Linked DNA regions of Homo sapiens: region 2 is linked to region 1. Evidence: read pairs that join two places in POLR2A ChIA-PET (ENCODE). Cell type or tissue: K562. All regions are shown on one strand. Each heading gives the region's core, and the rest is flanking DNA. Links, peaks and the distances in the headings are about the cores only.

Region 1 (12,610 bases), core at 4,899-9,898:
AAAAAATGGTGAATGACATGTTGAATACAAGCAGAGACACTTGACACCTTAGTGTTGAGCATGACTTTAATGAGAATGATTTTTAAATTTCACTGTTACATATGATGTTTTCTGTGGCTTTTAAATTAAATATCTTTCATTAAGCTTTTCATTTTTACTTTTCTTATTGTAATATATGTTTTATTATGTGTATAGATTGAATTTTATTGAATACTGTTTCTTTTCCTATTGAAATAACCATATAATTTCCTGGTTTGTTAATGTGGTAAATTATATCAATAGGTTTTCTGATTTGGGCCCCTTATACTTCTGGAGTAAAGAGGCTCTTAAATTAAACATAAATGTGGTGGTACACTTTATTACAGGTTTTACACAAAAATGAATTAACCCAGTGTTACATTGGTGGTCTCTGCTGTGTTAAATGTTTTAGTTTAGAGGGTTTTATATTTGGTTACAGATTTCCGTATGGTTGTATATTTATTGTAGCTTTAAATAGTTGAAATATTGCTTTTGATATGAAATTTAAATCAGACTTTATCTTTTTTCTGAGGTTGGTTGGAAGACATGAAGCTGAGCTGTTTCGTATTTTGTTGGGCATTTACTCAGAGTAGGCAGCTGCCAATAAGAATCAAGGGTATTAGAAGACACCCAAAAGGCCCTCAGTTTTGGCCATGACAGTGTAACTAGTACTAGACTTTCATTCCCACAGAAAACTACTATTAAATTAGACAAACATGAAGCAGGTGTTTTCAGACACTGAACATTACACAGTGCAGAACTGTGATTGTTGAGAGAAAGGAAACACACAAAATGAGCCTCAAGGTGTTACAGAACAGAGATATACAGGAAAGGACTCCCAATCCAGACCCCAAGAGAGGGTTCTTGGATCTCGCACAAGAAAGAATTTAGGGCAAGTCCGCAGTGCAGAGTGAAAGCAGGTTTATTAAGAAAGTGAAGGAATAAAAGAATGGGTTACGAGTACATAGACAGAGCAGCCCTGAGGGCTGCTAGCTGCCCATTTTTATGGTTATTTCTTGATGGTATGCTAAATAAGGGGTGGATTATTCATGCCTTCCCTTTTTAGACCACATAGGGTAACTTCCTGATGTTGCCATGGCATTTGTAAGCTGTCTTAGCGCTGATGGGAGTGTAGTAGTGAGGACGACCAGAGGTCACTCTTGTGGCCATCTTGGTTTTGGTAGGATTTAGCCGTCTTCTTTACTGCAATCTGTTTTATAGGCAAGGTCTTTATGACCTGTACTTTGTGCCGACCTCCTGTCTCATCCTGTGACTTAGAATGCCTTAACCATCTGGGAATGCAGCCCAGTAGGTTTCAGTCTCATTTTACCCAGCTCCTATTCAAGATGGAGTTGTTCTGGTTCACAAACCTCTGACATTTCCCCCTTCCCTTTTATAAGAGAACCCTTAATCCTAAGGGTCGCAGAGGTATGAAGATTCATTTTCTGTAACTTCTTCAGGCTGAATAGGGGTGATGATATTTCTGCCTGTTAGGGTCTATTGTGTTCAGGGTAGAGAGGAGCTCAGTTAGAAAACATCAGTATGGTGAGGGCCATTTATGACTCTTGAGTTTTGACAAGAGGTGATATCTGGAAGATTAATAAGTGTTTAAGAAAACATTTAGTAAGCTTTTTTTATATTCCTACACAGAGTATAACAGCAATATATTCCACAAGAGTGAAGCAAAATAAGTAAAGTTATTCCAAGTAAACTAAATTAGAAGGCTTTTCATGAATTGGGCAACTGTTGGAACTAAGCTGGTATGGGGTTGCTAGCTGATTGTAATGTGCCCAGAATTAGAATACTAATCCAGATTTTTACATTGCCCATCCCTCTTGTTTCTTCTGAGCAACAGTCAGACATCACTGGTTGGTTCACCGGAAGAAGAAGAGTTAGCCTGCTTATTGCAGAAACAAACTTCAAAATGACTGATGAGACTAGAATTTAATAACAAGTATACCATAGTTTTTGAAACAAAATATTTCTCTCTCCAGTTTCCCATTTTTGCTAAATGCAAATTATGGTAAGACCAATTTGCTTTATTATACTTGGCCTGATTATTTGTATAAAGTGCAGCAAGAATAATTATTTTTCACATAGGTTCTTTTTAAATTGGCTTTGATGGAATTCTGTTCCATAGAAGGAATTTTAGATAAGGCTTTTAAGGCCAAGCTTATCCATGGGTTTGTACCATCAAATACCTATGAGTTTGGTAAATTTCTTTCCTCTTGAGGTCCCAAGATAACTTGTGGCTTCTGGACCTGTTAGAAAGTGGCATTCTTTACTTACCACAGGTCAGAAACCCTGTACAGGCACTGTTGTAGGCAAGGTATGAGGCCAGTTTCCCATGAGGCTTTTATTGGCTCTACAAGTTAAGTTTAATTTCTTAAGGGAAAACACACCATTCCAGTTAAAGCCTTGGTAAAATGACCAGTTTCTTCAATTGTGTCTTGTTACAAAAGAAAACAGATTTTTATTGCACTTATACAAATAATTATATTGCCATAAGTTAAGCATACTTACAACTAGTTCCTAAATTTTGGAAAAATTAGGTAGAGAAAAATATGTTTCCATTTTTTTTTCACAGCAGTATACTTTACTCAATTGTTATAAGCTGTAAATAGCTTAAAAAAGTTTTTTTTTTGACTCTGAAAAACAAAACAAAGGATTAGCAGTGTTTTAAGCAAAGTTGAAAAGATTACTTCAGTTTCCTATTGGTTCTGTTAATTTCTGTTGTATTTGATATTTGTAAACATTTTAGCTTTTTATGAGAGTTTTGAATGTTGTTTTCTTTATTTTAATATTACAATTTCCAAAGTTATTAGAAAAACTTGTATTTAACACCTGCCAGGGTTTTATAGTTGATTACAAACCATCTTTTAAAGGGGATTAAAACAAGACAGCAATTGCCTGTGGATGATAAAAAGTTTGAGGACAGCCACCATTAAAGCCATAATTGATCAGGAAATTTGGTTACCTATGTGGTACACAGAATTTTACATAACAATTATAATTATTAATAACATACACTAAGTTATATTAGAATTATAGAAGTTTTCCATAACTTTGGAACATATGCCAATAACACATTTATGCAAATATCTAAAGAAAGAAAAACACCATTTTACATTTGATAATGCTTCCTGTATGAATTTTACATCAATTAAGCCAAATTTTACCTTTATTTTAATGTACTATTAATGTTAAATCCAATTTTTATATAAAACCTTATAGACATATTTACCCAATTTTAATGTTTAACCATAAGGAAAGATTCTTATAAACCTTTTATAACTCTTTACATTTTTTGTGAAAGAGCAGAAAAACCCATTGTGCTTTTATTCCAATGTTTAGTGAATAATATTCCTTTAACTTTAGCCAATATGTTCAAACACAGAATCTCTTACAATTAATTTTTATAAACCTTCCACAACTAGTTTAAAAAAATTTTTTTTTCTTACTTAAAACAATCCTTTAACATTTTAGGCAGAAAAAAAACCACATTCCCATGACTTCTTATAATCTTTTTTTTTTTTTAACCAAAAACACATTTTGCTTTTCTTACACACCTTGCATGTAAAACTGTTTCTTCAGTAGTCTTAATTACATGTTATAATGTTAACTCTTAGCAACTTTTATTTTTGGTGAAAACCTTGGTAAATTCGAGATTTTAATTGTGTACTAGTGTGTAGCCTGCCTAGGACACACCAGGCAAAAGTGCAGATAAGAGCTGACTCTCTAGCACAGCTAGGGAGTGTGGCTAATTCCAAATGTCCCCAGGCCTTACTCTTACTTAAGTAAGAGTCATAGTGGCATTTTATGAAGGATTTAGGAGGCCTAAGAACCTTTGGATTGTACATTTCTTGCATAAATTCCCTTTCACAGTTCCTTTCACGACTTACACAGACCATCTGAGTCATTCTTGGACTTTCTGACTTGCCTTAAACATCCCTCCTTTTAAACAACCAGTTATTTTACTTTAGGACAAGAATTTACCATGTGAGATCCCTTCTTATGTAAAATCTCTTTCTTTATAATCTTGTTTGTATAGCTAGGGAGTATGGCTAATTCCACATGTCCCAGCCCTTATCTAGAAGCTAATGACTTTAAAGTAGGTAAATTGAACATTTTTCTTTTTTCTTTTATTTATTTATTTATATTTTTTTTGAGTTGGAACCTTGCTCTGTCACCCAGGCTGAAATGCAATGGTGCAATCTCCACTCACCACAACCTCCACCTCCCGGGTTCAAGCGATTCTCCTGCCTCAGCCTCCCAAGTAGCTGAGATTACAGGCACCTGCCACCAGGCCCAGCTAATTTTTGTATTCTTAGTAGAGACAGGGTTTCACCATGTTGGTCAGGCTGGTCTCGAACTCCTGACCTCAGATGATCCACCTGCCTCAGCCTCCCAAAGTGCTGGGATTACAGGCGTGAGCCACTGGGCCCAGCCAAATTGAACAATTTTCAAAAGTCAGAAAAACAATTTGACCTTAAAGCATTTAGCAAATCTGATATTTGACGTTAATTTAGACCAAATGTCTACATTTTTAAAGACATTTTATTTTACTAATAATTTTTAGAACTGTCATTATTTCCAAAAGATTACTAAAGTCACATGAACAAAAAGGCATTAAAGTTCCTGTTTTTCTGACAAAATATTTAAGTGCCTATTTTTCTAAGCCAGTTAATTAGAGCTCTTTTATCTATAAACATGCAACATATATAAATCCACAGACAGAAGATTCAGCACTTGTAAGATTTTTCATTTGCCATTTTCTCCCTTCCATCCTTCCTTCTTTCCTTCCTTCCTTCCTTCCTTCCTTCCTTCCTTCCTTCCTTCTTTTTTTGAGATGGAGTCTCACGCTATTGCCCAGGCTGTGGTGCAATGGGGCAATCTCATCACACTGCAACCTCCGCCTCCCAGGTTCAAGTGATTCTCCTGCCTCAGCCTCCTGAGTAGCTGGGATTACAGACACCCACCACCATGCCCGGCTAAATTTTGTATTTTTAGTAGAGACAGGTTTAAGCATATTGGCCAGTCTGATCTCGAACTCCTGACCTCGTGATCAACCTGCCTGGGCCTCCCAAAGTACTAGGATTACAGGTGTGAACCACCTTTCTTAACTGGATTACTGGCTTCAGGGTGGAGCCCTTGGAGGAACAGGGCCAGGAAAGCATGCATTTCTAGGGCCAAATAAGCAGCTGAAGGCAAAGACAGATCCCCCAAATTAAGAGTGTCATTTTATACCGGTTCCTGGATCCCCAAAAGGAGGGAAATATTTCGGGAGAAGACAATGCAGTGCTTCTCTCCTGCATTTCATTGCAAGGCAACCCAAAGCCAATCAGCCTATTTTGTAATTAGACTATCCCTTATGGGAGTCTCGTCCCCCAGTGTGGGGTGGGGATGTTTAATCATCTTTCAGGTGGCCAAGAGCATGCTTCTCTGATCCAAGTGTGCAAAGAGTCAAGTATCCTTCCATAACTACTATTAGCCATCCCTTAAAGTATATTTCCTACATAGTTATTACACACCAAAGCTCTCTCATAATGTAAAGTAATTTCTGATACCCCCAAAACTCAAAACTGTCGATAACAATGCAAAACAAAATAGCCTTTGATTTTGAGAGGAATCTATCTGCTTTTAATTAAATTGATTTTAACCGTAGCACTCTTTAATAATGTCCTTTTAAAATTTCTAATGCCAAATAGCTGATATTTCTAGCTTTTGAACTTTACCACAGGTAACCTCCCATGTCCTTAGAGAAAGGAAAATTTAAGACAGTCTGCGAAGCACAAGAGAATAGACAAGGTCACACAGATACTAAACCAGAAATAACTTCCTACATGAAAAATTGAACCCGGACCACCACTGCGAAAGTGCAAAACCCTAGCTACTGAGCTACAGCAAGGGGCAGTCTCCATTTTCTTTCCCAGAAGGAGTCTAGAGTAGTTAATTTTGAGTTTGCAAAGACTTTTATTTAATATGATTTTATTCAGTATGATTTTTTAGAGCTATTACATGAACCCTAAAATTCCTGTCCCTGGAAGGGACAAGGAAGAGACCAAGAAAAGGTATCACCACGTGATTAAAACGTCAAGCTCCCAAGGACATAAAACAAGGTGGAGACTTCATCCAGTTTTTTTGTCTGTTTGTTTGTTTCAGGGACCTGCAGCCAAGTTTGTTATGACCAGCTGCTGGGTCATCTTGAAAAGCGGACTGACAGGTGTTCTAAGCCTGTGTTTTATCCTGAAGTACCCCTTGACACAGAAAAACAAATTCATAGCACCAAACACACTAGGTTAAGACTAGCCTTAGAATTCTTTTTCGCATTAATCAAAACTTTACAGAGGAGATAAATACTGATTTTGTTTTTTTTCCATACATCAACTGTTTGCACAGAGAGAAGCCAGAAATCTGACTGGTAAGAAATTCTTGCCCTTTTGCTGGCGTGCCAGGCTTCTGGATTCCCTTTCCCTGAGCGCCCCTAGTAATCCAGCTTGCGGCACCATCGCCCTGGGGGCCAAGCTGCATCATAAAGGAAAATTATTGTTTTCGTTCTGGCCAGAGCAAAATACATGTGATAAAACATAGACATTAGCCACTCTGCTTAGCATGCAATGTCAAACTGGCAGGGCTTAAATTTGCCCCCAGATGGGTGGACCCCGTCACCTTTAATCCAGCCTCCAAATTGGAGTTTCAACACGTGGTCTCTGGGCAAGATGGTCACCCTGAGTAACAGAACAGATGGGAAAGGGAAAGGAGAGAGAGAAAAGCATTGCCTGGGGCAGGGTGGGGAAGGCGAGAAATGCTTGGGGAGGCCAGAGAAAGACCCACCCATTGCAGCGACACTGAAAAGTTCAGGCGGCTGCTTGTCAGTAGCCAATGGATCTTTTCCAGCAATCCTATTAGTGCTCAAGTTTCCCCTTTTAGGGAGGAAAAAGCTCCCCATGTCCCACAATCCTGTACATGCCTAACCCTGTCACCCACACACAGCCGTCAGCAAACAGTACGAGGCAGATTAATACAAAGAGCATAACCTGCGGTGCCAAACCTGGTTTTAGCCAAGAGGGACTTTACTGAGAGGGGCCTCTAACCCCATACATCTTAGAAGGGACTCTAACCCTCCTAAGTTGGGCCTCTAACCCAAGGTCCGTCAAGCATTCTGCCTTTTATTAAGAGGGGCTTCTAACCCACTCTGTCTTAGGAGAGACTAACTCCCCTAAGTTGGGCCTCTAACCCAATCCCATTCTTTACTTGGGTGCCCCACCCACTTACCCGAAGTCATCCAATCAGTGCCGCAGTCCATTTCCTCCAAGTCGGGGGGGTTTTCTCAGTATCATACGTTCATGGTGGCCAGAAATATGTTGCAGGACGGAGAAATATGTTACAGGAAACGGGTCCCAATCCAGACCCCAAGAGAGGGTTCTTGGATCTCACGCAAGAAAGAATTTAGGTTGAGTCTGCAGTGCAAAGTGAAAGCAAGTTTATTAAGAAAGTAAAGCAATAAAAGAATGGCTACTCCATAGACAGAGCAGCCCTGAGGGCTGCTGGTTGCCCATGTTTATGGTTATTTCTTGATGATATGCTAAAGAAGGGGTGGATTATTCCTGCATCCCCTTTTTAGACCATATAAGGTAACTTCCCAACGTTGCCATGGTATTTGTAAACTGTCATGTTGCTGGTGGGAGTGTAGCAGTGAGGATGGCCAGAGTCACTCTTGTGGCCATCTTGGTTTTGGGAGGATTTAGCCGGCTTCCTTACTGAAACCTGTTTTATCAGCAAGGTCTTTATTACCTGTATCTTGTGCCGACCTCTTATCTCATCCTGTGACTTAGAATGCCGTAACCATCTGGGAATGAAGCCCAGTAGGTTTCAGCCTTATTTTACCCAGCTCCTATTCAAGATGGAGTTGTTCTGGTTCACGTGCCTCTAAAAAGGGGGTCCCAGCTTTCTTTCTTGGGCCGTTTTTTTTGTTTGTTTTTTTGGGGTTTTTTTCTGAAATGCAGAGAGGTAGAAACTCAACAAAAGCATTGATCTCACTAAGCCGAGTATTTAGAGATCAGGGTTGTGGACTGTTGGAGTTTGTGAGGGAGGCCACTGGAGAAGAGGGAGCTGAGCAAGTGGGGGCTGTAGAAATCTGCCTGAAGATTCACTTGAGTCCTTGGCAGATGCTGAGCTCTTGGTTACAGCAACATGTGGCCCTGTCATAGGAACCCTTCCAAACTTCTCAGCCAACACTGTCAGCTCCATTCTGAGCTCCCCAACAGGGTGGACCATGCTGGTTCCTTCCATCCTCCACAGAAATCTAGTTCACTGGGTTCGCCTGGTATGCTTAACCACATATCTGTGCTCTTGGTAGTCGTGCTTCCTGGCAGGAATCTTCTCTGAAGGTCTCATAGTCTTCTTGTCATACCTTTATTTACCAACATTGTATCAGCTATTAATTGCCTTAAAGAGACCTTCCATCACCATTCTGTGTAAAAAAGGATCTCTCTATTCACCTGTCCTGTTTGTTTGTCTTCATTGCATTTGTCATTACCTGACATTAGATAATATAGTTACATATGTTTTGTTTATTATCTATTTCCCCAACTAGAATTAAGTTCCATGAGTCTAGGGACTCTTCTAGTCCCAGGTGTTGTAATGGAGACCAAAGCAAACATTCAGAGGTTGCAGAATACACAAACAAATAAATGTCCTTAGTGCTTAAGCCAGTTTCATTTAGATTTTTTTTCTTCTTTCTACTAAAGGAGCCATCACTGACACAATCAACATAAATTAGCAACCTTCATGCAAAATAGTGTATGTAGATTTGGTGGAAGAGTCTCCTACATAATCCACATATCAGATACATTGGAACTCAGCTCTGACCAAGCTCTCAACTCTGCCTTCCTCTCTTCTCCTCCAACACACTAGAGTCATAGAATCTTAGAGCTAGAAAGAACTTGAAAAAATGTGGAGAATGACTTTCTTGTTTGACAGATGATGACAACAAAGTATTGTGATTTCATTTCAAGCAATGTACCCAGAGTTTCAGACCTGGTGGCAGAACTGGGACCGAGTGCTCTTTCTTCCATAGCACATGGCCCCGTCATCTTCTGGACTTGGTGTTCTTCCTATAGGAATGACCCTAGCTGAGTGCCCTCGGCTGTGAATTCTCTAGCAGGTGCCTGCAGCCAGCATGACCGCCTTCTGAGCCTATGAGGGAGAAAGTGTGGCCAGCACAGAGCCTGCCTAGTGAGAGTGTGACTTACATTTTTCAGCAGGAGGTAAAGGACTGCTGCAGGTAAGACCACCACCTGCTGAGTCTTCTCTTTGACCTCCATGTCCAACCACTCTCTCTCATCCAGTTAATCTGTTATGTAGATGGGCACTCATGGCTTCAAATGAGATATTTTTAAGTTTCCTGACATCTCCTGCATTTCTTGGCACAAAGAATGAATCATATTACTGGGATAATGAACCATTTAATGACTTGTGTGTTGATTTATCAGACGGTGCTAGAGAGGCCAATTTAAAAATATAAAGCCGTAAGTCACCCAGTCAGGGTGTCTGGTAGGCAGAGCGGCCCGGCTCCCTGGCCGGTGATTGCTGTGTTAATCATGATGACGCCAGGCCTGGCAGCAGTGCAAGGACTTAGGCGCTCAGCACTCTTCCCGTATTGAGGTCATTCATGCAAGCAGCAATTATTGTGGCGGGGTTTTTTTTGTTTGTTTTTTTGTTTTGTTTTGTTTTGTTTTCTTTTTCCATCTGCCAGGGGCTGGGAAGAGAAAATAACCTAAAAAGTCAGAATGCCTCCTTCTCATTAGACTAAAGGAGCCTCACCCTGGATCTCCGGGGATTCCTGAGGACAAGTGAAAGGGAAGGAGGCAGCGCTATGCTAGGCCCTGGCTGTGCTGCAAGGCAGCTGGGGACCTGCCGATTGAAGAGTCGCTGATACTTTGCAGGTGAAATGGGCCTGGCATTGTTAATCCGTGTTTGGCTGACCTGGTTTACCATGCAAGTTCCCAGCCCCTGTGTTTACACATGGTGTGGATGGATTTCTGCAAAAGGGGACCAAGTACTTGGTGGTTTATTGTAGAAGGAACCTCCTCTGAAAAAACCTCACAGGGAAATTCTCAACTTAAATGGTAGCTAACAGAGGCGCCAGGTGCTTAAGGTGTGCATTGGTGAGGTAGGCACTATTCTGATGAATGGTTGATGGTGAGAAAACTGAGACTCGGGAGTTCATGTAAAATCCCCATAGCTACATGTCTCGGGGGCGGAACTGAGATTTAACTTATGGCAGCCTGACTCTAGAAACTGAGATTTACCCAACATGTGTGTTGCCTCCCTTTCTAGAAAAGGAGTTCCACCCAAAGGGAATAAGTCACATCTACTTTTCTAACAGAAATCCCAGTGTCAAAATAGCTATGCTGGTGTTCCCAATCCGCTTTTCAAAAGAGGAACAGCCACCATTAACCTTTCTGGTCAGTGAATGAAAGATAAGGAAGTGAGTGAAAGCAAAGTGTTAGCAAGGCCCGACTGTGAGCCGGACACTGTTACACACTAAATGCATCATCTCATTCAAAGGAGAGAACATCTTCATTAACAAATGTGACACCGTCTTCATTAACAAATGTGACACCCTTGCCTGCTGAGCACCCCCTCCCGCCCTGACCCCCAGCTCCTCAGTCAGATTCTGTCTGCCACACTCCAGTGAAACTGCTCATGTCAAAGTCACCAGGGGCTTCCACGTTGCTGCTTCCAGTGAACCATTTAGGACTTCATCTTGTTTGATCTCTCATCAGCATGGCACAGTTGTCCATGTTTTCCTTCTGAAAAGTGCTGCTCTTTTGACCTTTTTTTTTCCTCTCTTTTTTTGAGATGGAGTCTCACTCTGTCGCCCAGGCTGGAGTGCAATGGTGCAAACTTGGCTCGCTGCAACCTCCGCCTCCCAGGTTCAAGTGATTCTCCCACCTCAGCCTCACGAGTAGCTGGGATTATAGGCACCTGCCACCACACCTGGCTAATTTTTGTATTTTTAGTAGAGATGGGGTTTCATCATGTTGGCGAGGCTGGTCTCAAACTCCTGACTTCAGGTGATCTGCCCGCCTTGCCTCCCAAAGTGACATTATTTCTGACTGATTCTCTTCCTCCTCGCTCCTGCCATCCCTCAGTCCCCTTTGCTGGATTTTCTTCTCCAGACCTTAAAACACTGCAGCTTTGTCCTGGGCCCTGCCTACACAATTGCACCTTATCACCTCATCTAATCCCACAGCTTTCAACAGCATGCATGCTGACAAATGCCAGGGTTGTTTTTCCTTTTTTTTTTTTTTCTCTGAGACGGAGTCTCGCTCTGTTGCCCAGGCTGGAGTGCGGTGGTGCAATCTCAGCTCACTGCAAGCTCCACCTCTGGGGTTCACGCCATTCTTCCTGCCTCAGCCTCCCGAGTAGCTGGGACTACAGGTGCCCGCCACCACGCCCAGCTAATTTTTTTGTATTTTTAGTAGAGATGGGGTTTCACCATGTTGGTCAGGCTGGTCTCAAACTGCTGACCTTGTGATCCACCCGCCTTGGCCTCCCAAAGTGCTGGGATTACAGGCTTGAGCCACTGCGCCTGGCCGACAAATGCCATGTTTATAGCTCAAGGCAGACCTGTCCTCTCAGAGAGGCACACCTGGGGAGGTATCCATACAACTACACAGAGAGCTCCAGGTAGACGTTTCAGAGGCTTTCCACGAAAAACCTAGAAAAAGAAGAACAACGTAAACTCAAAGCAAACAGATAGAAATGAGAAAGATACCATACATTTCTGCTTTTTAAAGATGTTTTCAATTATAAAATTGAAAACAGGTGAACAATGAGAGAACATCAATAAAATTTAAAAGGCAGTTCTTTTTAAAAAAAATCAGTAAAATTGACAAATCTCCTGGTCAATTTCTTTTTATCTTTTTCAAGGCTGACACAATAGAAAAAAAGACACAGATCACCAATGTCCAGATAAAGCAGGAAATATCTCTACAGATCCTTCAGTCATGAAAAGGATGATGCTATATTCATAATGTCTACAACTTAGAAGAAATAGACTAATTCCTAGAAAACTATAAATACTGAAATTCAACTTTTTCTAATTGATTACTACTGGTGTGCAGGAAACCTATTGGTTTGGGAATGTTGTTTTATTTGGCCACCTTACTAAACTCATAGATTCTAACAATTTTTAGCTGATTATTTTTTGTATAAACAATCATGTTTATAATCAGTAGATTAGGTTTTATTTCTTCCTATTGAATACATATTTTTTTTCTTTTTTTTTTTTTTTTTTTTTTTGAGACAGCGTCTCGCTCTGTCACCCAGGCTGGAGTGCAGTGGGACAATCTTGGCTCACTGCAACCTCCACCTCTCGGGTTCAAGCAATTCTCCTGCCTCAGCCTCCTGAGTAGCTGGGATTACAGGTGCGTGCCACCATGCCCGGCTAAGTTTTTTTGTATTTTTTTTTTAGTAGAAATGAGGTTTCACCATGTTGGCCAGGCTGGTCTCAAACTCCTGACCGCAAGTGATCCGCCTGCCTCAGCCTCCCAAAATGCTAGAATTACAGGCATGAGCCACC
Region 2 (12,610 bases), core at 2,866-7,865, 130 kb after region 1:
TCAGCCAAGGCCTGTGCCCTGCGGCCCTGTGGCCACAATTTTCCTCTACCCATTCAGAGCACTAAGAGCCACCCCATGAGCATGCCTCTCCCTCATCTTCACGTGGACCAAAGCAGGCGTCACAAAGTGAGTTACGAACCACTAATATGGTTTGTAAATTTATTGTTTTCTCCTTGCTCTTAACTCGGAATTGTCAGGTTCTCCTCCTTTTCCTTCAGGGCCCCATTTTCCTTTGACAGCTCTTCCAGGCCAAGACTGAGAGAGCCCTAGAGGTGGAGGTGCCACCTTGAAACATGGGATAGTTCATGCCCACCCCTTGGCTGAGCAATGGCCAGGGAGAGCGCTCTTGTCACAAGGCATGGTGGGCTAGGGAGGAAAAGGAAACTCAGAAGTGGCGCCAGAACCCTCTTGCAGAGCCTGCCAGGCGCTTTTCACAAACACATCCTCATAAACAGCCACAGATGGCCTCTTTCACGGAGCATGCCCAGATAGTCCCCGGGTGACTAATTCCTGCCTTAGCTGTTAAAGCCGATTTCCCCACCATCAGTGAGGAACCTCTCCGCTTCAGTTACCTCCTCCCAGCGCCAATAAAGTGCACATGGCAGCTCTGAGCTCAGGCACGCGCTCTCATGGGGTTGCTCCAATTTCCATCCACAGTGATTTTGCTAAGCCAAAATATTTTACTTCCGATTAACCTGAAACAGTTTTTAAGTCTCTCTTTGCATTGAGAGATGCAAGGAAGTCAATGGATGGGTAGGTGGGCAGTTTTGGGCAACAAATACAATCTTGGGTGGGGACTTGAGCTAAGTCTTTAAAGCCCTGTCCTAAGATTTCAATAGTTTCTCATTCAGTCTCTCCTCTTAACTAAAATTTAAGTATCACTTTACAGACAAAATATATTTAAAAGATAATGTCTGTGCCTCACTCATCCCTCCCTGGGTCTTATCACTGTAGTGTAGTGTAGTGTAGACTTCCAACTACCCCGGGATCTTTTTGTTGCACGTTGGAAGATCTGATAAACAAGATAATCTTCCCTGCCTCCATGGACAGCCCATGATGGGAGGCTGCCTTGAGTCAGTACAAATGTCCCAGCCCCTCTGTCCTCATGGGAGCTAACTCCAAAGAGTGTGTTCTATGCCCAGAAGTGATGCAGGGCAGGTGAGCCCCAAATTGGAGCTTATCCTGGGAGAATTCTTGGCTTCTCCCAGCAAAGAATTTGAGGGCGAGCCGGTGGTGTTGGACAGCAACTTTTCTTGAAGCGGCTGTGTGCAGCAGCAGGGGGACTGCTCCTCGCAGAGCGGAGCCACCCCACAGGCTGTGTGCCTGGAGGAGCAGCTCAGGACAGTTCTGCAGCCACGTTTATCCCACCTGTAATTATATGCAAATTAAAGGACATCTCTATGCAGACATCTCTAGGATGAGGGTGGTAACTTCAGGGTCATCAGATCATTGCCATGGAAAGGGACTGTAACGTCCCAGTGTTGCCATGGCAACAGTAAACTGACGCGGCTCACTAGTGGGCGTGTCTTATGGAAAGCTACATCTGCGCAGTTCCTGTTTCAGACAGTCCTCAGTTTGTTCTGGCGTCCTAGTCCCGCTTCTGGAGTCAGGTTGCACCTCCTGCCTCAGAAGGATCAAGTTCCAGTTGCCCACATTGGTAATTAGCTTGATAATCCATCCTTTACTGTTACCTCCTGCAATCCTCTTATTCATTATGATGACTATTTTTTGAGAGAGGGTCTAGCTGTCACCCAGGCTGGAGTGCAGTGGCATGACTGTAGCTCACTGTGGCCTTGACCTTTCCAGGCTCAAGTGATCCACCCACTTCAGCCTCTCAAGCAGCTGGGACTACAGCTGCATGCCACCACACAGGGCTATTTTTTTTTTAATTTTCTGTCCAGATGGAATCTCACTATGTTGCCCAGGCTTGTCTCCAACTCCTGGGCTTAAGTGATCTGCCACTTCAGCCTCTCAAAGTGCTGGGAGTACAGGCGTGAGCCATCACACCCAGCCTTTCTATTCACTTTTTTTTTTTTTTTAAGAGACAGGGTCTCACTCTGTTTCCCAGGCTGGAGTTCAGTGGCACAATCATAGCTCTTGGCACAAACTCTTGTGCTCAAGCAGTCCTTCCACCTCGATCTCCCATGTAGCTGGGACTACAGGTGTGCACCACCACCTGGCTAATTTTTTTAGAATTTTTTTTTTGTAGAGATGGGGTCTTTCTATGTTGTCCAGGATGGTCTCGAATTCTTGGCTCAAGCAATCCTCCCACCTCAGCCTCCCAAAGCTTTGGGATTACAGGCATGAGCCACTGCACCTGGCCCCATCTCACTCTTCTATTCCCTTACCTGTGTTTCCTGGGATCACCTTCCAGATACTTTTTTTTTTTTTTCTGAGACAGAGTCTTGCTCTGTTGCTCAGGCTGGGGTACAGTGGTGCGATCTCAGCTCACTGCAACCTCTGCCTCCTGGGTTCTGAGATTACAGGCGCCTGCCACCACACCCAGCTAATTTTTGTATTTTTAGTAGAGGCAGGATTTCACCATTTTGGTAAGGCTCGTCTTGAACTCCTGACCTCAAGCAATCCACCTGCCTTGGCCTCCCGAAGTGCTGGGATTACAGGTGTGAGCCATTGCGCCTGGGCCCAGATACATTTTTTATTCATGAATTTTTGTTTCAGGATCTGTTTCTTAGAGAATGAGAGAGAAAAATGGCATCAGGAGTCATGGAGCCTCCAGGCTGGGTCTTGCTCTGGTGAGAAAGCACAGGACCGGGGTGGATTTCTGAAATCCAGGCAGTGCTCCGCACCAGGCGCGTAACAGACAGGTCTCCATGGAAAATAGTTCAAATGTTGGGCTTAAGGTTCAGCAAATTACATACAAAGTCTTCTTAAGGCCCCTTATGGAATTTGCTTTATGAGACGGGAAGATCTTTGCTCTGAAGGAGTGAACCGTGTGACTCCAGTCACCTTGCTGAGGGGATGTACTCCTCACGATTTATGGGACCTGATCTGTTTTTCATGGCATCAGGGCAGAGGAGCCATAAGGGGAAGTCCTGTGTGCTGACAGACCAAGCACACCCACTGGTGAGGCTCAGCCAAGTGCTTAACTTTAACCACTGATTAAATTTCCTTCTGTCACCTGCTCGTTGAGGCTCTGCTCTGTGCATTGCACTGTGTGGATCATAGAGGAGAAAAGGGAGATGAGACAAAGGACCAGCCCTGCAAGGGCTTATCATTTTCTGGAGTCTGAGAAAATTCTGGGAGCAAAATGCTTAACTGGAAGTCAGAAAACTTGAGATCTTGTACCTTGTCTTTTGCTGCATGATTTTAAGAAAGTTACTCCCCCTCTCTGAGTCATAAATTTCCATATGAAAAAGGAGGTGAGAGGATAGATGAACTCTAATTTCTCTCCCAACTCTGATTTCCTAGTCTTATATTTTGAAGGAACATTTAACTTTGTTCCTGAAGTTTTGGTAATTTGAGTCTGTAAGATAAATGTAATGCACAGATTACCAGGGGAAAAAGGTGTAAACATTTTATTAGCATTCATATGGGCTTGGGAGTCATACAAAATATAAAGACTCAAACAAATGTCAAGATGGTTGATGCTTTTAGCCCTCTTGAATATACAGAAAATAGGGGCTTGGATCATGGCAAAAAGGATACGGGAGAGAGAGAAGAGGAGAAGAGGCCTGGTTAGCAGAGGCAGTCTTGGTACACAGCTGGAGCCTCTCAGGTGGCAGCCCTCAAAGGGGGTGGGTGGCAGCTTCTGGTAAATGTTTCTCTGCAAGACCTTTAAAGGTGTCAGCCTCTCAGTTAATCTTTCCTGGACCTTGACAAGGAGGACTTCGGAGAAAGCCTTTCACATCTGTTGTTTACTTCCCTTTATTTCCTCTGCAGGTGCAAATCTGCCCCACAAAAGACAGCTTTGCAGGGCTCCTTGTGTTTGCAGGCCCTCTGAACAGCCAGCTCAGAATATGCCTAAGACACATATTTTGGGGTGAAGTATTTTGGTTTTGTGATATCACATAATTCAAACTTAAAATAATTTAAACTTAAAGTTATTGGAATTTTACCTTATTCTGAGCCTTGTGAGGAACATGGCTATGCAGCAGAGTCACGTGGAATGCAGCTGCGGCTTCCGCTTTTTTCTGCTCGTAAATAATTATAACCCAACAGTGTCAAGACCCCCTTAGGTCACTAACCCTCTTCCTGGAGTGGAGTCATCTTCCTTGGAATGGAACAATATGTGACTGATCAGTTTGCTCCAGCTCTGCCCTGTTATCCTGTGGAAAGTGTCCTGATCTCACCGATGTTTCTGTCTCTGGCTTTAGAAGTGAAACAAACACCAGCTCTCCCTATTCATTTGGGGTCGGCGTCTCCCAGACGGGCATCCTCAAGCTGTGTGCCCAAATAAACTCCACCCTTAATCATATCTTCTGAACTTCATTCTTTAAGGTTGGCAGTTGCCTTTAATCTCTTAGCAACATTTTGTATATTCTGGATTCTAGAGATGAGGCCTCAACATAAAGTTTAAAAGGTAGTAAAAAAAGCTTTTATATTTGTATTCTATGACACAGTCACTGAGGTAACATATTTAAGGTTTATATGATTTTAAATATAGGTACCCTAATATTAAATATTATCATCATTCACAGATAAGTTGATCAAAATCTGTTGATGGGTATTTAGATTTTTCTAATTGTTTTACTATTACTTCACTGCAATAAACATCCAATTGGATATATATTTAATTAATTAGTTAAGTAATTAATTTGTTTATTTTAGAGATGGGGTCTTGCTATGTTGCCCAGCTTGATTCACACTCCTGGGCTCAAGCAATCCTCCAACCTCAGCCTCCTCTGAGGAGCTGGGGCTATGGGTGCTCACCACCATGCCTGGGCTTTTTTTTTTTCTTTTTTTTTTTTTTTTTTTTTTTGAGACATAATCTCACTCTGTAGCCCAGGCTGGAGTGCAGTGGCGCAATCTCGGCTCACTGCAACCTCCGCCCCCCAGGTTCAAGTGATTCTCCTGCCTCAGCCTCCCGAATAGCTGGGATTACAAGTGGGTGCCACCAGGCCGGGCTAATTTTTGTCGTTTTCGTAGAGATGAGGTTTCACCATATTGGCCAGGCTGGTCTCCAACTACTGACCTCAAGTGATCTGCCCACCTCGGCTTCCCAAAGTGCTGAGATTACAGGCACCCACCATCAAGCCCAGCTAATTTTTGTATTTTTAGTAGAGATAGTGTTTCACCTTATTAGCCAGGCTGGTCTCAAACTCCTGACCCCAGGTGATCTGCCTGCCTCGGCCTCCCAAAGTGCTGGGATTACAGGCGTGAGCCACTGTGGCTGGCCAGCCTGGCATATTTTTGCACTTGGTGTTTCTACGGGGTGAAATAGCTATAGATGGGAATGCTAGGCCAAAGGATAAACTTTAAAATATTAACAGATCCAGCCAAATTGCTGTTCAGGGATGCCTTTAGTGAGAAAGAAACAAAAAAACAAAACAAAACAAAAAACCATTTTATGTGAGAAATGTGAGCCCCTTTAAATGTTTAGACCCAGAGAGGAATTTAAAATGCAACAGCCATCACCCCTGGAGCTAAGTAATTATCTCTTGAAGCCACTTCCTCTATGGGCTCTAAACTAACTGACACCCCATAGCCATAAAATGCCCTAGGAGGACACCTTAACTCATACCCTATAGGTCAACAATGTAGAGTCAATCTCTAATTAATGTTATCTCTCTAAACCAGTGAGAACTCCTGTCAAACAACTTTGTACCAGCCCACCCCCTGTTCCCCTTGACTTCAAAAACCTTGTGAAAGAGGCAGACCAAACACTCCCCAAGGCACCTGGGAAGTGTGTCCCGGGCAGGTGTCCTCACGTTGGCTCCAGTAAATTCTTTAAATACTATTTTGGGGCGGGGTGCTGTGACCCACGCCCATAATCCCAGCATTTTGGGAGGCCAAGGTGTGTGAATCACCTGAGGTAAGGGACTTGAGACCAGCCTGTCCAACCTGGTGAAACCCCATCTCTACTAAAAATACAAAAATCAGCCTGGTGTGGTGGCAGGTGCCTGTAATCCCAGCTACTCGGGAGGCTGAGGCAGGAGAATCGCTTGAACCCAGGAGGTGGAGGTTGCAGTGAACCAAGATCACGCCATTGCACTCCAGCCTAGGCGACAAGAGTGAAATTCCATCTCATATAAATAAATATTATTTTGCACCCCAGCTTCTTCCTTTCAGGTTGACTTTAGTTACCATATCTTTGTTTACAATGACAGATTTAAAGAAGGTAAAACATAATCTGATATATGAAACATAGCATTGGATTGTGTTTTAATTTTATATCTTCCAATGTGCGTGCCATTCACCATAATTTTTGGTTTTGGCTATTTTATTCTCTCTTCTGTTAATGCCTTTTGTTTTTGATTTGCAAACACGTTTGTGTAGTAAGGCTTCTATGCGTCTGTAAATATTTTACAGCTCTCTCTTTTTTTAATTTTGATTTTTGCTATTCAGAAATTTAAAATTTATAACATAATCAAATTTGTCAGCATTTTTCTTCCTCATTTTTAGTTTTGATGTGAAAACTAATGTCTTTTTTTCTCAGACAATAAATACACTCCCTTATGTTTTTTTCTAGTGCTTTTATGGTTTCTTTTTTGTATTTAAATCTTTCATCATTTAGAAAGTTTATTTTGGAAAAAATAAATAATTCCAGCAGATTTTTTTTTGAAATGTATCAACTTTTGAAGTTTACATTTTATTATCACATCATGCCACTTCTTGGCTCAAAACTCTCTCATGGCTTTATCTCAATTAAAGTGAAAGCCACCTGGCGCAATGGCTCATGCTTGTAATTCCAGCACCTTGGGAGGCTGAGTGGGGCGGATTGCCTGAGCTCAGGAGTTGGAGACCACCCTGGGCAACATGGTGAAACCCTGTCTCTACTACAATACAAAAAAATTAGCCGAGTGTGGTGGCGCACACCTGTAGTCCCAGCTACTGGGGAGGCTGAGGCCTGAGAATTGCTGGAGTCCAGGAGGTGGAGATTGCAGTGAGCTGAGATTGCACCACTGCACTTTGGCTTGGGATACAGGGTGAGACTCTGTCTTAAAAAAATAGTAATAATAAAGTGAAAGCCAATATCCCTGTCATGGCCTGTAAGCTCCTGCCTATCTGGCCCCCACTCTTCTGTTCCCCTTACTCCCTCTAGCCACCTGGCCTCCTTGACATTCCTCAAACACACCAAGCATACTGCCACCCTACCTAAGACCTTAGCACTGCCTTGGATTCTTTCCCTGCAGTTATTGACATAACTTGTTAGCTCATCACCTCCACTGGGTCTTTGCTCACACATCATCCTCTCATTGGAGCCTTCTCCAACCACCTTATATGAAATTTCAACCCTCCCTTCTTTCAGCTCCTCAGACTCCTCAGTCCTCTTTCCTGCGGTATCATTCCCCATCACAGCTGCCACCATCTGACATTTTATGCATTCCAATTATTTATGTGTTTATTGTCTGTCACCCTCCGTTAAAATACAGGCTCCAAGAAGGCAGGAATTTTGTTTTTTTTACTGCTATATCTTTAGCGCCATGTTAGAATAGGACCTGGCACAGAGAATATATTTAATACATATGTGTCATATCTTTATGGTGGCTGTAAATTAATCATATAACTTTTATGAATTCCATTATTTGGTTATATCCTTATTTATTTAACTGGCTTATTTATTTATTTTTAAATTGACAGACAATAATTGTATTTTTTATGTGGTACAATGTGATGTTTGGATACATCGTGTAAAGATTAAAACAAGCTAATCAACATATCCATCACCTCAACAACTTATCATATTTCCTGTAGAGAGAATGTCACAAATCTATTCTTTTTGCGATTTTAAAATATACATGATTGGCCAGGCACAGTGGCTCACGCTTGTAATCCCAGCAACTTGGGAGGACGAGGCAGGCAGATCCTTTGAGCTCAGGAGTTCAAGACCAGCATGGGCAACATGGTGAAACCCACTCTGTACAAAAAATAAAAAAATTAAGTTGGTAGAGCATGTGCCTGTAGCCCCAGCTACTTGTGAGGGCTCAAGTGGAAGGATCACTTGAGCCTGGGAGGTTGAGGCTACAGTGAGCCATGTTTATGCCACTGCACTCCAGCCTGGGTGACAAAGTGAGACCCTGTCTCAAAAAATATATATCTGTATATATACATTAGTCTTAACTGTGGTCATTGTGCAGTGCAGTAGATGACAAACACTTATGCCTGCAGTGTAACTGAAACTTTGTACCCTTTGATCGACATCTCCCCTTTCCCCTTTGATCGACATCTCCCCTTTCCCCTTCCTTCTCCCTTCTCCCAGCCTTGGTAACCACGTTTCTACCTGCTGTTTCTATGAGATTGACTTTCTTTGATTCAATATATGAGTGCAGTAATACAGTATTTGTCTTTCTGTGCTTGGCTTACTTCACTTATGTCCTCCTTCTGTATAACAAAGAAACAATCTACAGAGTAAAGAGACAATCCATGAGTTGGAAGAAAATATTTTTCAATTATACATCTGATAAGGGGCTATTGTCAAAAATATGTAAGAAATTCAAATAATAGCAAGAAAACACATAAGTTGCTGAAAGAATGGACGAATGAAATGAACAGGCATTTCTCAAGAGAAAGCACACAAATAGCCAACAAATGTATGAAAAAATGCTCAACCCCTCTAACCATCACATAATGAAAATGAAAACCTCAGTGAGAGATTTACAACTTGTGCTGTAACCTCAACACCTGTTAGAATGGCTATGATTCAGATGATGAAAGGTAAGTGCTGGCCAGGAAGTGGAGATAAAGAAACACTGACATACCATTGGTGGGAATGTCAATTATTACGGCCATTTTGGACAATAGTATGAAGTTTCCTCAAAAAATTAACAATATAATTGAGCCAGCAATATACTGTGTTCGTCTGTTTCACATTGGTATAAAGAAATACCTGAGGCTCATGGCTAGGCAGGCTGTGCAAGCAGGGCACCAGCATCTGCTTCTGCTCAGAACCTCAGGAAGCTTTCAGTCATGGCAGAGGGAAAGGGGAGCTGGGTGTCACATGGTGGGAGATGGAGCAGCGTGGGAGGCGCCACACTCTTTTACACAACCAGGTCATGTGAACTAATAGAGCCAGAACTCATGCATTACTGTGGGGAGGGCCCCAAGCTGTTCATGAGGGATTCGCCCCAAACATCTCCCACCAGCCCCCACCTCCAACATTGGGGATCACATTTCAACATGAGATTTGGAGAAGACAAATATCCACACTGTATCTCCCACTCCTGAGTACATATCCAAATGAATTGAAATGGATATGCCTGAGAGATATCTGCACTGCCTTTTTCATTTCAACGTTATTCAAAATAGTCAATGTATGGAATCAACCTAAGTGTCCAACAGTGGATGAATGTATAAACAAAATGTGGCATATACACACAATGGAATACTATACAGCCTTAAAAAGAAGGAAATTATGTCATTTGTGATGATGCAGATGAACCTAGGGAGATACATATTAGGTTTTCTAAATTACTAACCTGATGGCCCAACTGTATTAACAACAATGCAGTTTTCCTCAGTGAATTGAAATGCCGCTTATACTATATACTAAATGACCAGCTCTGATTGCCTATTTCTGCACTCCATATTTTGCCAGTTTGACTATAATGTGTCTGGGTTTGGCCCATTTTGAATTTATTCTATTAGGAGTTTTTTGAATTTCACAGTGCTTAATGATTTCCACCAAATATGGGAGGTTTTTGACCATTCTTTTTGCAAAGCTATTTTAGCTTCTTTCTCTTGTCTCCTCTCCTCCTGTGACTCATGTTTATTTGGCTTGCACGATGGTGCCCTACAGGTCTCTGAAGCTCTGTTCATGTTTCATAGTTCTTTTTTCTCTTTCTTGACTGAACAATCTCAATTAATGCATCTTCAAGTTTTCTGATTCTTTTTTTTAAACTAAAATCTGCTGTTTGATCTCCATTGATTTTTTTAAAAAATATTGTTTCTTTCACCTTCAGAGTTTCCATTAGTGTTTTAAGTATTGTATATCTCTTTATTAATATTCTCCATTTGGTGTTCATTGTTTTCATACTTTACATACTTGTAAAAGCCGATTACAGTCTTTCTAGTAAAGACAACATCTGGGGTCCCTCAAACAGTTTCTGATGACTGTGTGCATGTGTGTGTATGTGTGTGTGCATGTGTGTGCATGTGTGTGCACGTGTGTGTGCATGTGTGTATGCATGTGTGCGTGTGTGTGTGTGTATCATACTTTCTTGTTTCTTAGCATCTTTCAGAAGTTTTTGTTAAAAATTGGACATTTAAAATAATATAACTTGAAAGCTTTGGAAACGAGTCACTCCCTCTCCCTAGGATCTGTTGTTGCTATTTGCTGTTTAGTGACTTTTCTGGACTAACTTTGTGAGGTCCTTGTTTCTTGTAAAATACAGTGAAACCATTGACATCTATGCTTGGTTGGCTCAGTGGTCAGCAAATGATTGAACAAATCCCTTGGATGTCTTGAACCAGTGAGCCTTCCACACCTTGCCGAGGGCTCTCTCTCTCTCTCTCTCTGTGTCCAGTGAGCCTTCTACACCTCACTGAGAGCTTTCTCTCTGTGTTTGGGTGTGATGACTCCAGTGAGCCTTCCACACCTTGCCAAGAGCTTTGTCTGTTTTGGGATGTGATGACTCCAGTGGGCCTTGTATACCTCGCTGAGGGCTCTCTCTCTCTCTCTCTCTGTGTCCAGTGAGCCTTCTACACCTCACTGAGAGCTTTCTCTCTGTGTTTGGGTGTGATGACTCCAGTGAGCCTTCCACACCTTGCCAAGAGCTTTGTCTGTTTTGGGATGTGATGACTCCAGTGGGCCTTGTATACCTCGCTGAGGGCTCTCACTCTCTGTGTTGGGGTGGGATGCCTCCAGTGAGCCTTCTGCACCTTGCCAAAGGTGCTCTCCCTCTATGTTGGGGTGTCGTGCCTCTAGTGAGCCTTCTACACCTTGCCGAGGGCTCTCTCTCTGTCTTTCTGTGTCAGGGTGTGATGTCTCCAGTGAGTGTTCTACACTTTGCCAAGGGCTCGCTCTCCTCTGTGATGGGGTGTGATGCCTCCAATGAGCCTTATACACCTCACCGAGGGCTCTCTCTGTCTCTGTGTTGGGGTGTGATATCTCCAGTGAGCCTTCTTCACCTTGCTGAGGGCTCTCTCTCTCTCTGTGTTGGGGTCTGATGCTTCCGGTGAGCCTTCTACACCTCACCGAGAGCTCTCTGTCTCTGTGTTGGGGTGTGATGCCTCCAGTGAGCCTTCTACACCTCACCAAGGGCTCTCTCTCCTCTGTGTTGGGTATGATGTCTCCAGTGAGTCTTCTACACCTCGCCGAGGGTTCTCTCTCCTCTGTGTTGGGTGTGATGTCTCCAGTGAATCTTCTACACCTTTCTGAGGGCTCTCTCTGTGTCAGGGTTTGATGCCTCCAGCACTCTGGCAGTTTAGAGCTCAGCTTCAGCCTTTGCTGCCTGTTGGTGCAGGAACTTGAGGTCCGCCAGAAGTGAGAGATTGGGGCTTCTCAGGTCTTTTCCTGGGTGGGCCAGAGCCTTGCTCATGCCCACGACCTGTGGGGTCACAGGAATATCTCAGAGTGTTTGAAGTCCCCTGTAAACATCTCTTTTTCAAGACTTCCTGTTACGTTTTCTGCACAGTCTTTTACATGCTGCAACTGCTATCACTTTCTCAGGCAGCTGTGAGGTTAAACAACTGTCACTTACCATTTTCCACACCCACCCTGGCTGAAGACTTTCCCTGAGGAGTTTCTGGATCAGGTGAGATGATAACAAGACCTGTGCATGGGGCTTTTCCAAGGTGCTGCCCAACAGATGAAATAGGGTCAGTTCTCTGGGGTTGGGGCTTTTTGCAGCTCCCTAAACTGGGACTCTCCAGTTGCTACAAGACTGCTGGTTTTGGGAACAAACATGGTTGTGGGGTTTCTGGTTTTGAAGGCTGCTGCGGGCCAGGGAGGGGTGATATGGGACAAGTCAGAACCACAAAGCTCACCGACCTACCAAGACTCACCTGCTGTTCTTGAATAAACATGGCTCACATTTTTGCAGGTCTTCAGTTAATTTTTAGAGTTCTGGAAGAGTTATTTTGGTATTTTTTCCCAGTGTTCTCATTGCTTTTAAGAAGGAATTGAGTTTTAGAGGTCTTTGAGATTTTGGATGTGTCACTCTGTATTCTATTTTTAAATTTAAAAAATTCTGTTATCTCTGTATAAATTATTTTAGTTTACAGTGTATTATATATAATAATAATAGAATCATCCTGCCATTTATCTTCTTATTAATAATATATTTTTGAATGTAGTTTTTACTATTATTGTTCATTTGTTTTTCAAAGTTAATTTTGGAATACTGCCTTCATATTCTGAAAATAAATCTTTTGATATTTGATTAAGACCCTTAAAAGGATGGATTCATATGGGAAGAATTACAGTCTCTGGGGTTTTGATTAAATATTCAGTTTCAGGAACATTAGTATGGCTCTCCATTTATTCAAGTCT

What was found. ChIA-PET counts read pairs that join two places held together with the same protein. Peaks named below come from ENCODE experiments on the same cell type or tissue, not always from the same donor. Only the 100,000 strongest peaks of a DNase experiment are listed, where the experiment ranks them.
Region 2: POLR2A ChIA-PET joins it to region 1 with 5 read pairs; 2 of 35 experiments call an interaction of 5 or more read pairs at or near these places.

The regions. Positions count from the first base shown.
Region 1 is chr19:28,517,437-28,530,046 of GRCh38, reverse strand. It overlaps the pseudogene LOC100420587. Among named protein-coding and RNA genes, the nearest start is that of ERVE-5, 83 kb to the left of the region's middle. RefSeq lists a silencer at 3,671-3,965. In K562, for the core only: no CTCF peak of the experiment used is centred there; a DNase peak (open chromatin) is centred at 7,306; H3K4me3 peaks cover 955 bases.
Region 2 is chr19:28,385,375-28,397,984 of GRCh38, reverse strand. No RefSeq gene overlaps it. Among named protein-coding and RNA genes, the nearest start is that of ERVE-5, 220 kb to the left of the region's middle. RefSeq lists a silencer at 6,709-6,945. In K562, for the core only: no CTCF peak of the experiment used is centred there; no DNase peak of the experiment used is centred there.